2 separate regions of the Homo sapiens genome follow, and region 2 is linked to region 1. A link is a contact called in ENCODE Hi-C or POLR2A ChIA-PET data. All regions are on one chromosome and are shown on one strand. The core of a region is the stretch at or near the end of the contact, and the rest is flanking DNA. Distances in the headings are between cores, read along the strand shown.

Evidence for each region. Hi-C counts contacts between places; a loop is a spot of excess contacts on that map. ChIA-PET counts read pairs that join two places held with the same protein, here RNA polymerase II (POLR2A). Pooled maps may share reads with other maps.
Region 2: a loop to region 1 is called in a map of naive thymus-derived CD4-positive, alpha-beta T cell, with 1.8 times the contacts of the local background. The contact joins the enhancer-like site here to the promoter of LINC02685 in region 1. A Hi-C loop is called at or near these places in 4 of 168 maps with a recorded cell type or tissue (PC-3, endothelial cell of umbilical vein, gastrocnemius medialis and 1 more) and 3 of 50 pooled maps. POLR2A ChIA-PET finds 5 or more read pairs at or near these places in 3 of 52 experiments (AG04450, PC-9 and Panc1).

What each region holds. Positions count from the first base shown.
Region 1 is chr11:44,972,493-44,978,878 of GRCh38, reverse strand. LINC02685 (long intergenic non-protein coding RNA 2685) reads right to left here and starts at 4,977. Exons shown (of 4, transcript NR_026681.1): 1 at 4,472-4,977; 2 at 3,986-4,083; 3 at 1,477-1,570; 4 at 851-1,391. It overlaps LOC105376649 (a long non-coding RNA gene), which reads left to right and starts at 4,479. Exons shown (of 2, transcript XR_931236.3): 1 at 4,479-5,307; 2 at 5,527-6,110. RefSeq lists enhancers at 1,572-2,529, 3,758-4,403.
Region 2 is chr11:45,025,499-45,031,259 of GRCh38, reverse strand. All of the region lies in intron 1 of LOC105376650 (a long non-coding RNA gene), which reads right to left. Among named protein-coding and RNA genes, the nearest start is that of LINC02685, 54 kb to the right of the region's middle. Within about 2 kb of position 1,784, at least 3 of the 41 ENCODE cell types and tissues checked have a DNase peak (open chromatin) inside an H3K27ac peak, as active enhancers do.

The DNA of each region.
Region 1 (6,386 bases), core at 3,728-6,227:
GAGTCCTGCTGGAGATTTTCAAGCCCTCTGCTAAGAGGAGCACACCACACAGCCCATCTCCCTTCCCCTGCATGAACTCCAGCTCACATTTTCTTCTCTAGCTCCTCCTCTGACAGGCAAGCCTTTCTCTTTCTTTCCCTCTCTTCCTCCTTGAAGCAGCTCCCAGCCTCACTTGCTTCAATCTCTCTGCTCGATCTTGCACACCCTACACACACATGCATGCACACTCACACACTTTCTCACACACATACACATACTCTCTCACACACACATTCTCTCTCACATACACACACACTCTCACACACACTCACATACACACACACTGTCACACACACACATTCTCTCTCTCACTTACACACTCACACACTCTCTCACACACATTTTCTCACACACATTCTCACACACACAGTCACACACACATTCTCTCATTCATACCCACAGTCACACACACATTCTCCCTCACATACACACACACTGTCTCTGTCTCACACACACTCACACACACACATTCTCTCTCACATACACACACACTGTCTCTGTCTCACACACTCTCACACGCACACATTCTCTCACATACACACACACTCTCATACACACACACACATTCTCTCTCACATACACACACACTCTCCCCACCCCCAAACATACCCTCTTTCCTCCTCACTCCACATAATATGGAGCGATTTAGTATCACCTTTTCTCACTTAAATGTCCCCTTGGCATGCTCCCCCCACTCTCTGCCATCCCCACTGCCCCCTCTGCCGCCATCAGCCTCCTCCCTACAACCAAGAGACTCAGCTAAGTGTTGTCTCTGAAGGGAATTCCGATGACCACAGTTTTCTCAACCTCATTTCAAATTTTAAAAAGCCTGGCTTTATTAAGGGCTAAACTGCTCAGGAATTTTTAAGCACCAACATAAGACTTTAAAGACATTTCCTGCTAATGAGATTAAGTGAGATAACGTATGTGGCACGTGGCCTTCCTGCACTTCCTGCATGCCTGAGATTGCGCTCTGAGGCTGTTGCTTCAGACCGAGCCTCAGATGGCCAGAGGGTCTCCTTCACTTTGGAAGGAAAGTTTGCAAAGCCTTGCAGTGTGGTGCGACGCTGGCAGCACTGGAGAGAGTGCCAGGAAGGAGTCCTGCAGAAACCTTCGGGCCGGAGTGTGTAAGGGGTGTGTGGGTGCATATGTGTGTGTGCATGTGTGTGATCTGGAGGTGAGGAAAACGAGATGTGTAGGGAGAACTCCAACCACACACTGCCTGGCTCATCCCTCCCTTAGGGTCTCACTCAGCTGCTGTCTCTGGCTGCTACCACCATGCTGGCCTCAGGAGGTCACTGTGATCATCACAGTCCCTTCTGCTTTGGGCTGAACCCTTTTCCCTTAGTTCCCTGCAATAGAATGGAGGTTGGTTGTCATTTCCAAGAGAATTTTGCAGGAAGAACATGATGAAAACCTGATTATATTTATACTCACCTTTGCACTATAGTTATTTCTTAAAGCTCAGTTTCCAGCTCCCAGAGATCCCGTGGAAGTGGCAAAGACATCTACAAGCCTCTGATTCTCTACCCTAAGATAACCACAAAGACACAAGTGTCCACCTGGGCATTCGTCTGGGTGCGCTCTACTGACCAAGGGTCAGCCGCGGTGCCTGGGCATTGAGCAGAGAGGGGAAGGGAACCTCCATATCCTGAACACCTTCTGCCCTGTGCTGGACTGCGATAGGAACTTTATATTCCCATCCGCTAACTCACTCATGCCCCATAACAACCTCATGACACATGGTCCAGCAAGGTCAAGCTGCTTGCCTAAGGTCACAGAGTTGGAAATAAGAACCCCATTCATGGAATGTACTATTGATAAATGCAAGGATTTACAAGGGCTCAAGCTCAATCTAGGCAAGAAGCATGGGGCTTTGGTGGTGACCCAGAGCCTAGCTCTGTGGCAGCTCAGCCCGGCCATGCTTCCTTCTCAGCTGGAGCAGGAATTTTGGTTGCTAGGATCCTGGCGAGCCTCAGCCGGCTACTCCTTTCTCTCCCTCCTCCACCAGCCACTGAGTCCTTGTGCCCCGACCCAGCCCCAGCCGGGGTCTGTGGGTGGGGCAGCACTCCCTTCTGGTTCTTAGTTGCCATGGACCTTACCCTCTGGCAGGACTCCTGCTGTCCTCTCCTGCAGGGTGGATGGCAAAATGGGACCAGCACAGCTCCTGATACAATGAACCCTGGGCTCTAATCCCAGCCCTGCCATGTATAAGCTGTGTGACCTCAAGTATGTGAACTCATCTCTCTGTGCCTGTTTACTCCCTAACATGCAACTAACAGTAGTACTCTACCCTAAGAGCTGTTGTGAGGCTTTCCTCACCTTTTTAAAAGAAAAGAAAAGAAAAAAAAAGAAACACTATATAGCATTTACTTCGTGCCAGACATGACTTTAAGCACTTTATCCCTAATTTCTTCCTCATGACAACCTTATAAGGGAGGAATTGTTGCTATCTTATTTTACAGATAAGGACTCCAAGGCACAGAAAGATTAAATAACTTGCTCAAGGTCACACAGCTAGTAAGAGGCAGAGGCAGGATTCAAACCCAGGCAGGCTGGCTCCAGAGTTCAGGCGCTTAACTTCCTACTTTATAGTGAAATGATAAGTGTGAAGCATTTTAGCATAAAACTCAACAAGGAGAAAATGCTTGGTCAATGGTAGCTATAGTTGCCATGTGACCTCGGCAGGCCATTTTACTTTTTTTTTTTTTTTTTCCGGGCTGAGTCTCCCTGTCCTCTGTAGCCCAGGCTGGAGTGCAGTGGCGCGATCTTGGCTCACTGCAACCCCCGCCCCCCGGGTCCCCATTCAAGCAATTCTCCTGCCTCAGCCTCCCAAGTAGCTGGGATTACAAGGCATGTGCCACCATGCCCAGCTAATTTTTGTACTTTTAGTAGAGACGGGGTTTCACCATGTTGGCCAGGCTGGTCTTAAACTCCTGACCTCGTGATCTACCCACCTTGGCCTCCCAAAATGCTTGGATTACAGGCATGAACCACCGCGCCCGGCAGGTCATTTTACTTCTGTCTCAATTTTTTCATCCCTAAAATGGGACTAGTGATCACTCTGTGCTGGGCTTGGGGTGAGAGTTCATTAGAATAATGGGTGTGAAATGTCTGACACAGATCCTAACACAGAGCAGGGCATAGGCTCTTGGTGGCTCTCCTTTCTAGAAGAGACCTACAGAACGGGGTCGGGACTGGTGGTACCTAGACACATCCACTGAGTCAGCAAAAGCAAGGTGTAAGAACACCACCAGCCTTGAGGGGCCTGGGCAGAGCAACACATGTGTGGTGAGGGCAGCCAGAGATGCAGAGCATGGATGCAGGGCCTCTGACGTGGGAGGTGGCATCTGGGGTCCAGATGCAGGATTGGGAAGAAAGGGGTGAACACTTACGGGGCCATCTAATCCTCACAATGACCCTGAGAAAACAAGAGTCTCAGAGAGGGGACGTGACTTGCCCAAGGCCACGTCTCTAGAAAGGGGTGGCAATGAGGTTTGCCTCCCAGACGCCTCTGTGTTTCCTGTCTCCCTACACTGCCCATCAGCAGGATGAAGGGCCCAGCTATGAGGTCAAGCTGTAGGTTGGGAGTAACTGTTTCTTAAGAAAGTCCAGGCGGGACGCGGTGGCTCACGCCTGTAATCCCAGCACTTTTGGAGGCCGAGGCGGGCAGATCACTTGAGGTCAGGAGTTTGACACCAGCCTGGCCAACATGGTGAAACCCCATCTCTACTAAAAATACAAAATTAGCATGGTGTGGTGGTGGGCGCCTGTAATCCTAGCTACTCGGGAGGCTGAGGCAGGAGAATAGCTCGAACCTGGGAGACGGAGATTGCAGGGAGCCGAGATTGCACCACTGCACTCCAGCCTGGGTGACAAGAGTGAAACTCTGTCTCAAAAAACAAAAAACAAATGAAAAAATTAGCCAGATATAGTGGACACGCACCTGTAGTCTTAGCAACTAGGGAGGCTGAGGCAGGAGAATCACTTGAACCTGGGAGGCGGAGCTTGCAATGAGCCGAGATTGTGCAATTGCACTCCAGCCTGGGCAACAGAGCAAGACTCTGTCTCAAAAAAATAAAAGTCCAGCAAAAGAAAGGCGACAGTCCCTCCTGCAAAAGTGTCCCAACTAGGCAGGTAGTACAGTGGGGCCTCGAGCCGGGGAATGCAGAAGGGCTTGGCTGAGGACAGCAGCAGGCGGGCAGGCAGGCAGGGGTGAACCGGAGGCACGGGTGGCTGGAGGCTGCCTGGAGTCTGGCTCAGCCCTGGGGAAGGGGGTGGTCAGTGCCTCGCCAGAGCATGGAGGGAGGATACCCTGCGATCCAGAGAAGGGCATAGGGTGCTTCCCCCCACCTCTGCCAATCCCCCCAGAAGATTTTCCCCATACACAGTAAAAGGAAAGGCTCTCAAAGCAACCCACTGGGGGACTCACAGCAGGGGTGACAAGAGCGCTTTCTAGGGCAGTTGTGTGCTGTCTTCAGAGGCAGGAAGCCACTTCCTGTGGTCTCAATGGTGCCCTGTGAAAAACCAGGCCCTGGCCCAGCAGCCAAGAGGGCCGGGATAGGTTCACCCAGACCCATTGTCCTATGAGCAGATTTGTTTTTTCCAGAGCAACTCTTCACAGCTTCTCCCCTTCCCTTGGTGACAATGACAGCCAGCAATGGCTAGACAGCCTACTCCCAGCCTGGCCTGAGTCCGGTGGCCCCAGCGTGAGATCACCACAGTGAGGTCTGACCTCAGCATCGCCATGGGGATGCTCGGATGCCACGCTGCCTGTAAAGCACCTTTTTCCCCCAGGAGAGTGGGAGGGGACCATGGCTGATGCTGACTATGTATGATGTGGCCTGCTCCTGGCTGCTGGGGCTGTTTGTCCCCAAACATATGTTGTCAGATCTCAGCTGAATGGGGTGGGCCAGGGGGACTCACTCAGGACCTATGGGCTCTATTGCGTGTCTATGTGTTTGGGGTGTGGCGAGAGGTGTTTATTAGACCTCACGGGGAGCCTCATTTTCTTGCCTCCCTGGGCTCGCCTGGGCTGCTGTTCACTGTGCTCCTAATGGGCCTCGGACTGACATTCACAGCAACCTGGTCTCCATAGCAACCAGCTGTGACATCACAAGGAACCCACGGACCCTGTAGCTGGAGCAGAGGAAGCTTGAATGCCTGTTTGGGGAAGAAAGCCTTTGCTGCCCATCCTTAGGCCTCTCCTGTGATAGGGGAAGAGGACATAGAAACGCTGAGAGAGCCAGGGCCTCCGCTTCTCTGGAGGTTTGAGCGGGATCTACTCAAAATCCTTCCCTCCCTTTCTTTGTCCCCTTTCTCCTCATCCCTCAAAAAATATGTATCTTAGTTTCCTCAACTGTAAAATGGGGATATTAGAAGCCCCTCTTAATTGAGTATTTATTATGTGCCAGGCACTATTACAAGCATCTTGCATGAATTTTCTCATTTACTTCATAACAACCCTATAAAGTACTTTCTTCTTAGTATTCCCCCTTCTGTAAGTGGAAGGAAAGGAAGCACAGCAGAAGGATTGGAATCAAGACAGCCTGGCTCCAGAGCCTGTTTTCATAACTACGAGAGAATGCACCAGATTCCTTCTGAACGCCGCCTGCCGCGTGCACGGCTACAACTCTATTTCCAGCCATGCTGTGGCAAGCAGTTCCGGGCGGGCTTCAGCTCCCTTTGCACCACCAGCACCTCGCCTCCTGTCAGCATGAGGCAGTTTTCATTTTCTGCCCAGGGGCTTCCGCAGCGCCCCAACACAAGGTTGGCAGAAGCGGGCTCAGCCGGAGGACTTGTGGAGGGAAGTTGCTTCCACTGAGCCAGCCTCAATCTGGGGTGCACAGGCGCCACCAGGTGAATGCTTCTGCCAGGCCGTCATCTGACCCATAAGGTCCCTCTGTGCACTGCTTGGAAGGTCCTGGCAGGGCTGAGCCCCAGCCACCCACGGCAGTGACCTAATAATGCACCGTTATCTTGGCTCTTCTGCTCTCTCTTGTTTCCCACTCCTGTTCGTCCCTCATTTCTGGTCCCTAGAATGACTTCCAAAATAAACTCCCTGTACACAAGCCTTGGCATCGGGTTCTACTTTGGGGGGATCTTAAGCTAAGAGAGTCGCAGCCCTGAGAACGCCACTACAGGAGGGCATTCTGGAGCTGGGTCACTTGGTGATGTGCAATGAGGGCCCTGTTGTCGTGGGACGTGTGATGGTGGCCACCCTGGTATTACGGTGATTAAGACTGTCCCTGTGCTGGGCTGGGAAGAGGTACAGGTGTTGGTGGGGTGGGGGATCAGATGAAAGCACTAGCATCTAAACAATCCAGGGGCGATGGGCCTTACAGGGA
Region 2 (5,761 bases), core at 535-3,034, 56 kb before region 1:
TAGCTAAAAGAGTTGAAAGTAGTCACTTCTGAGAGCAGAGATGAGAGAAGGGTAGGAAGGAACAAGAGCTTGCTTTTTTTTTTTTTAAGCATTATTTGATCTTTCAAAACCATACTTTGAAAATATAAAATTCAGGAAAAACCTGACTTGGATGTGGTCTCTCCCTCCTTTGAATCTCCAAATCGCACAGTTTTTCTGTGATAGCACACGGGCTTTGTAGTTAGACTGGGGTTGGTTTGCAGCTGGAGCCATCACTTCTTAGTTGTTTCCTAGGGAAATGAGTGACTGTCTGAGCCTCAGTTTTCTCGTCTATGTAATGGGTATCTTCTTCATGCATTGCTGTGAAGAATCAGTGCAGGTAAAGTGCCTGGCACGCATCTAGCTCATGGTCCTGTAGGTAGCGTTTGTTGTCGTTGCTTTTTGTGTTATCAGGTTGGTGCAAAAGTAATTGCAGTTGTCACCATTAAAAGTACTTTTAATGCCATTACTTTAAATGGCAAAAAGTAATGCCATTACTTTTAATGGCAACAACTGCAATTACTCTTGCACCAACCTAATATTTGTCCTGGATGAGTCATACCCAAATTCACCTTATCCCCCTTCCAAAGTTGTTCTTAAATTTGAGCATGTATCAGACTCACCTAGAGGGCTTGTTGAAGGACAGGTTGCCGGCCCCCACACCCAGAGTTCCTGATTCAGTAAGTCTGGGGTGTGGGGCAGAGATCCAGCATTTCCAACAAGGTCCCAGGTAACGATGAAGGTAATGTTGCTGGTCCTGGGACCTCACTTTGAGAACCACTGTTTGGCTACATCAGCTGCTCTGTGGATGGACAGTTGATCTTGGGACACAGACACGAGAGAAGATAACTCTAAGAGCTCTGGCCCGGCTTCTTAGAGATTCAGGCTGCCCCTTTGGGGAAGGTTTTGCAAAATAAGTAGTACTTGAGCTGAGCCTTGCAGGACCAGGAGAAATTTGCCACGGTGGCTAGACCAAGAACATCCCAGCAGAGGGAACAGGTGGTGCCCAGGCAAGGTGGTAGGAGAAAATATGGCACATTTGAGGCACAGTGATCTTCCCTAACCTCTAAGGCATCTGTGGGGTGCACGTGAGTGAAGGGGTCACTCGGCAGCTTGCAGATTGTGTGTGCACTTTTGGAGATCTCTTTGAAGGGCTGGAGTGATGAACAATACGCCTAGTAGTGTGCATGGGGCTTAGCTCCCGGGAGAGGAAGCCAGAGCCTTGAAATGAAAAAGCTGCCATCACACCTTCCAGACGGGATGTCTTTGATGACTTGTTGCAGATTTCAGTGATATTACATAGATAAGGAGAACATTACAGAGACTCATAAGAAAATCTTTAATCCTAGTACTGCCCATTCAGGGGATACATTTTCACATCTTCCTGGGAGATGTAGCTTGGAGGCTCAAATGCTGGCATTTCCCCGATGTGCTTTGTGGGGGCAGCAAGGCGGACCATATCAAATGAGGTCTGGGCCTGAAAACACATCACAACTTCACCCAAGGACCCAGCCTTCTTCTTTGGAATTGTCATCTCTCCCCAGCCACACAAGCCCCTTCTCTTTTCCCATCTCTGTCATGCCCGTTGCCTGGCTGTTTCCTGCTCTGCTGTAAATCTGACCCTAGTGAGCATAGCTACTCGCCTGCAAGAGCAATTATGCGTTAATGGAAGACAGCGGTGACGCACGTAGGCAGTCTCTAGGCATTTAAAGGTCCTCTTGCTGAGCTCGAGATCCCAAGGGGCTGCTGAGCCCTGAACCTCTCTGGGGAAACTGCAGCCTGGTGGCCTCCAAATGTCACCACCTTCATCCGCGTTGCATGTCAGTTCAGCACCTACTGTATATAAGTCTCCAGGCTGGTTGCTGAAGGGGTGACATCCTGGCTGTCCATGATCTCCCAGCTGTCCAGTGACCTCCCTTACCAAATGCCTACTCTGCACCTCCCTGTGCCAGGGCCTGCCTGTGCAATCATGTTCTGGGTTTGTCCTCTAATTTTCCATCCGAGGTAGGCACTATTATACCCATTCATAGGGGAGAAAAGTGAGCTTCACGCAGTTCAATAAGCAAGGCAGCTGAGAGGGAGAGTATGGTGCAGGAACTGAGAGCACAGACTCTGGAACCAGCCTGCGTGAGTTCAGATCTTAGCTCTGCATGATTAGCTGTGCAGCTTTGGGGTGAGTTGCTTAATTCTCTGTGTGCCTATTACTTGTCACTAAAATAAAGAGGAAGAGTATACGGTTTCTTTGAGGGTCAAGCCAATATATGTAAAATACCTAGAACAGTGGCTGCCACACAAGGGCTATATACAATGCCACTTATTCTACTGTGAAATTAATTCATGGGCAGCAAGTGAGTAGATCCATGCTCTAGTGCCAACCTTCCATCTGCTCCATTCCCCCTGAGGCTGGTTCCCAAAAGGTGGAGAAATGAGGACGTGAGAGATCATGAAGTTGTCCCTTCCCTGTGTCCTGTACTCTATGCTTTAGAGCAACTCTGCACATCCTCCTGGGAGATGTAGCTTTACAGCAGAGCAGGAAACAGCCAGGCAATGGGCGTGATAGAGATGGGAAAAGAGAAGGGGCTTGGGAGGCTGGGGAGAGATGATGCTTCCCAAGAGGAAGGCTGGGTCCTTGGGTGAAGTTGTGATGTGTTTTCAGGCCCAGACCTCATTTGATATGGTCTGCCTTGCTGCCAAGCTGTCCAATCCACAGTCCGCGGGCCACATGCAACCCAGGAAGGCTTTGAATATGGCCCAACACAAATTCCTATGCTTTAGAGCAAGCTTGTCCAATCCACAGCCCGCGGGCCACATGCCTCCCAGGACGGTTTTGAATATGGCCCAACACGAATTCCTGAACCTTCCTTTCTTAAAACATTAAGATTTTTTTTTTTGTAATTTTTTTTTCAGCTCATCAGCTATTGTTAGTATTCATATATTTTATGTATGGCCCAAGACAATTCTTTTTCTTACAGTGTAGCCCAGGGAAGCCAAAAGATTGGACACCCCTGCTTTAGAGTCGGCCTGACCTGGGTTTGAATCCTGGCTGTGTGACCTTGGTCATGTCTCCTGACTCTCTGAGCCATGGTTCCCCATCTTTAAAATGTCGTGTCATGGAGTGGTTGTGAGATTTAATAAAACAACTGCAGCCAAGTGTTGGGATTAAGAGGCAGACTCCAGAGCCATGGTGCTTGGGTTAAATTCCCAGTTCTACAGTTTCCCAGCTGTGTGACTTTGGGTACTTTACTTCTCTGACTTACAGCCTCAGTTTCCTGGTCTGTAAAATGGGTGTGATAATAGTTCCCATATCACAGAGCTATTAGGGAGAGAGCACTGAAGGGAGGGGATTGCAAAATTCGGCCTTTTCTCTTGCTGACCAAAAAGTGTCTGGACCAAGATGTCTTAGTCCTGACTGCACATTCAAACCACATAGGGTTTTTTAAAATAATGGCAGCATGCACGACCCACATCCCAGAGATTCTTAATTAGCCTACACAATGCCCTGGCACCGTTATTTTTAAAAGCTCCCCTGGTGATTCTAACAAGCAGCCAGGGCTGAAAACCACTGAATTAAGAAAAAACTGAGGGGCGCACCTGGAGGAGAGATTTTAACTAGGTGGGTCAGGGCGGGCTTCCTAAGGAGGTGCCATTTGAGCTGAGACCTGAATGATGAGAGGAACAGGCAAAGACCTGGAAGGAAGGGAGGGTTTCAGACAGAAAACAGGGCAGGTGCAAAGGCCCTGAGGCAGGCATGAGCTTGGCGTATTGGAAGAAGAGCAGGAAGTCCAGGGTGGCTGAGAGGTGAATGTGTGAGAGAGAATGGCCAAGAACCAAGCCCAGGGTGGCAAGAAGGGGAAACTGAGTCCCATTCTGGCCAGAGGGATGGAGTTAAGCCCTTGGAATAGGCAGAGAACAGCCGAGGGCATCCATCACTCATGTCCACAGCTAACTTAGGTCCCTCAAATGTCCTCCAGTCAGAGAACTGGGAACTTTGGGAGGGTCTCTGCTGATCCAGGCCTCAAGCTTCAGGGAGGGTTTCATTCTAGCCATCTTCATAAGCAGGCCATTGGCCCAAGAGGCATCCTTTGGGAGAACAAGATGCAGAATCATTTCAGGGCCCAGAGAGGGAGGAGAGGGAGACAGGCTGGGCCGTGTGCCCCCTGGGGCTCATCACAAAGGCCACTCGGGCTGGCGGCCACCCTGGCAGCGAGGGGCAGCAGGGCTGCCAGGAAAATGCCAGCCTCCTGTGAAGGCTTAATTAGCCTGCTCCTGCCGCTGCCGGGTAATAGCTTGGTAGGGTGCAGGTGTTTCTATTTTTCAGCACAATTATCTGGGAAGTGAGGGCAGAAACATCAATGGATATGTCCTCAGCTTTGTGTGTGTGTGACTTGTGTAGAATGACATGTTTGAATGTCACATCCTCATAAGAGACAGTGTCCTGTTGGATGGCGTGTGTCTGTGTCTCTGTCCTACTCACATAACAGCATGTATGTCTGAATCTCTCATAACCATGTAGAACCATGTAAGGTTGTGTTTGTGGGTCTATGTGTGTGGACACAGGTATGCCCAGCTGGCGAGTACAACCTGGCTCTCAAAACACCAGCCTTCCAGAGCAGGCCAGCTCTGCCTTTTGCTTCTGTTTCTTCAGCTGTCGAATGGGGCTGCAGACCCGGTCCTGGGGCCACACAGCATCTTTCCACTGTGTTGCTGCTGTGACTGGTGGTGGGGTCTCCTGAGGAACACGTCTCAGGCCAGCTCCTTTGTCTAGAACAGTGGACTGGCTGCTCCCCAACTCCCCACCACCAGCGTAAGCTCTTCCTCTTGCATGAGCCCAGCTGCATCCTGGACCTGGGCTGACGTGGGCTGGAACTTTGAGGCCTGGCCTAGGGCCATCTGGGCCTGGTGTGCTGTGCGTGTGCAGAGGGTCCGCGACAGGAAGAGCTTCCATTCCCCGTGCTGTGCGTCCTCCCCGACAGCTGGGGCTCAGGGTGAGATGCAGAGGAAGAGGAAGTGAGTCCCCAGCCCAGATCAGGGCAGGACCAGAGGATGAGAGACCTCTGGGAGTCTCTCAGGTTACCAACAGGAAGCAGTGATAAGTTTCCATGGAAACATTACACAGGTTATGCCTGAAGCCCTCGCTTATCAGCTATTTGTCCAGCATGAACCGAGCACTTGCTCTGGATCAGGCCTTGAATCTGAGCTACTGTCAATAACAGCAGCAATAATAACAAAGCAGCCTCCACCTACTTAGGCCACAGCATCAGCTCCTCCAGCCTGCCCCCCGCCTCCTGCCATGTGGCAGCCCCGCTGGCCTCCCCTGGGTTCCTCAGTCTCTGCCACTTCTGTCCCTCCACAGGGCCTTTGCATATGCTGGCTCCTCTTCCTAGAGCACCTTTTCTCCTGCTTTTCTTGTGGCTGCCTACTGCTCATTAACCACCTCTTGGTTTAGATGTCACCTCCCCACAGAGGCCTTCCCTAGACCCATCCCCTGAACCATGTCATGCCTTAGTCCCATGGGCTCAGACTTTCTGTCCCATAGGCTTCAGAGCATGTGTAACCATCTGCCATCATCTTGTTTTTCAAGTGTTTATTCTGTCTTCCCTTTCTGGACTATAACCCCTGTGAGGGCAGAGCTCTCATCTGTCTTGTTCAGCCTCCTAATTCCAGGATCAGCATCAGCATGAAGTATGTGCTCAGTAAATATTTATTGGCAGATTAACAAATTTAACGAGTACTAGTTATGTGC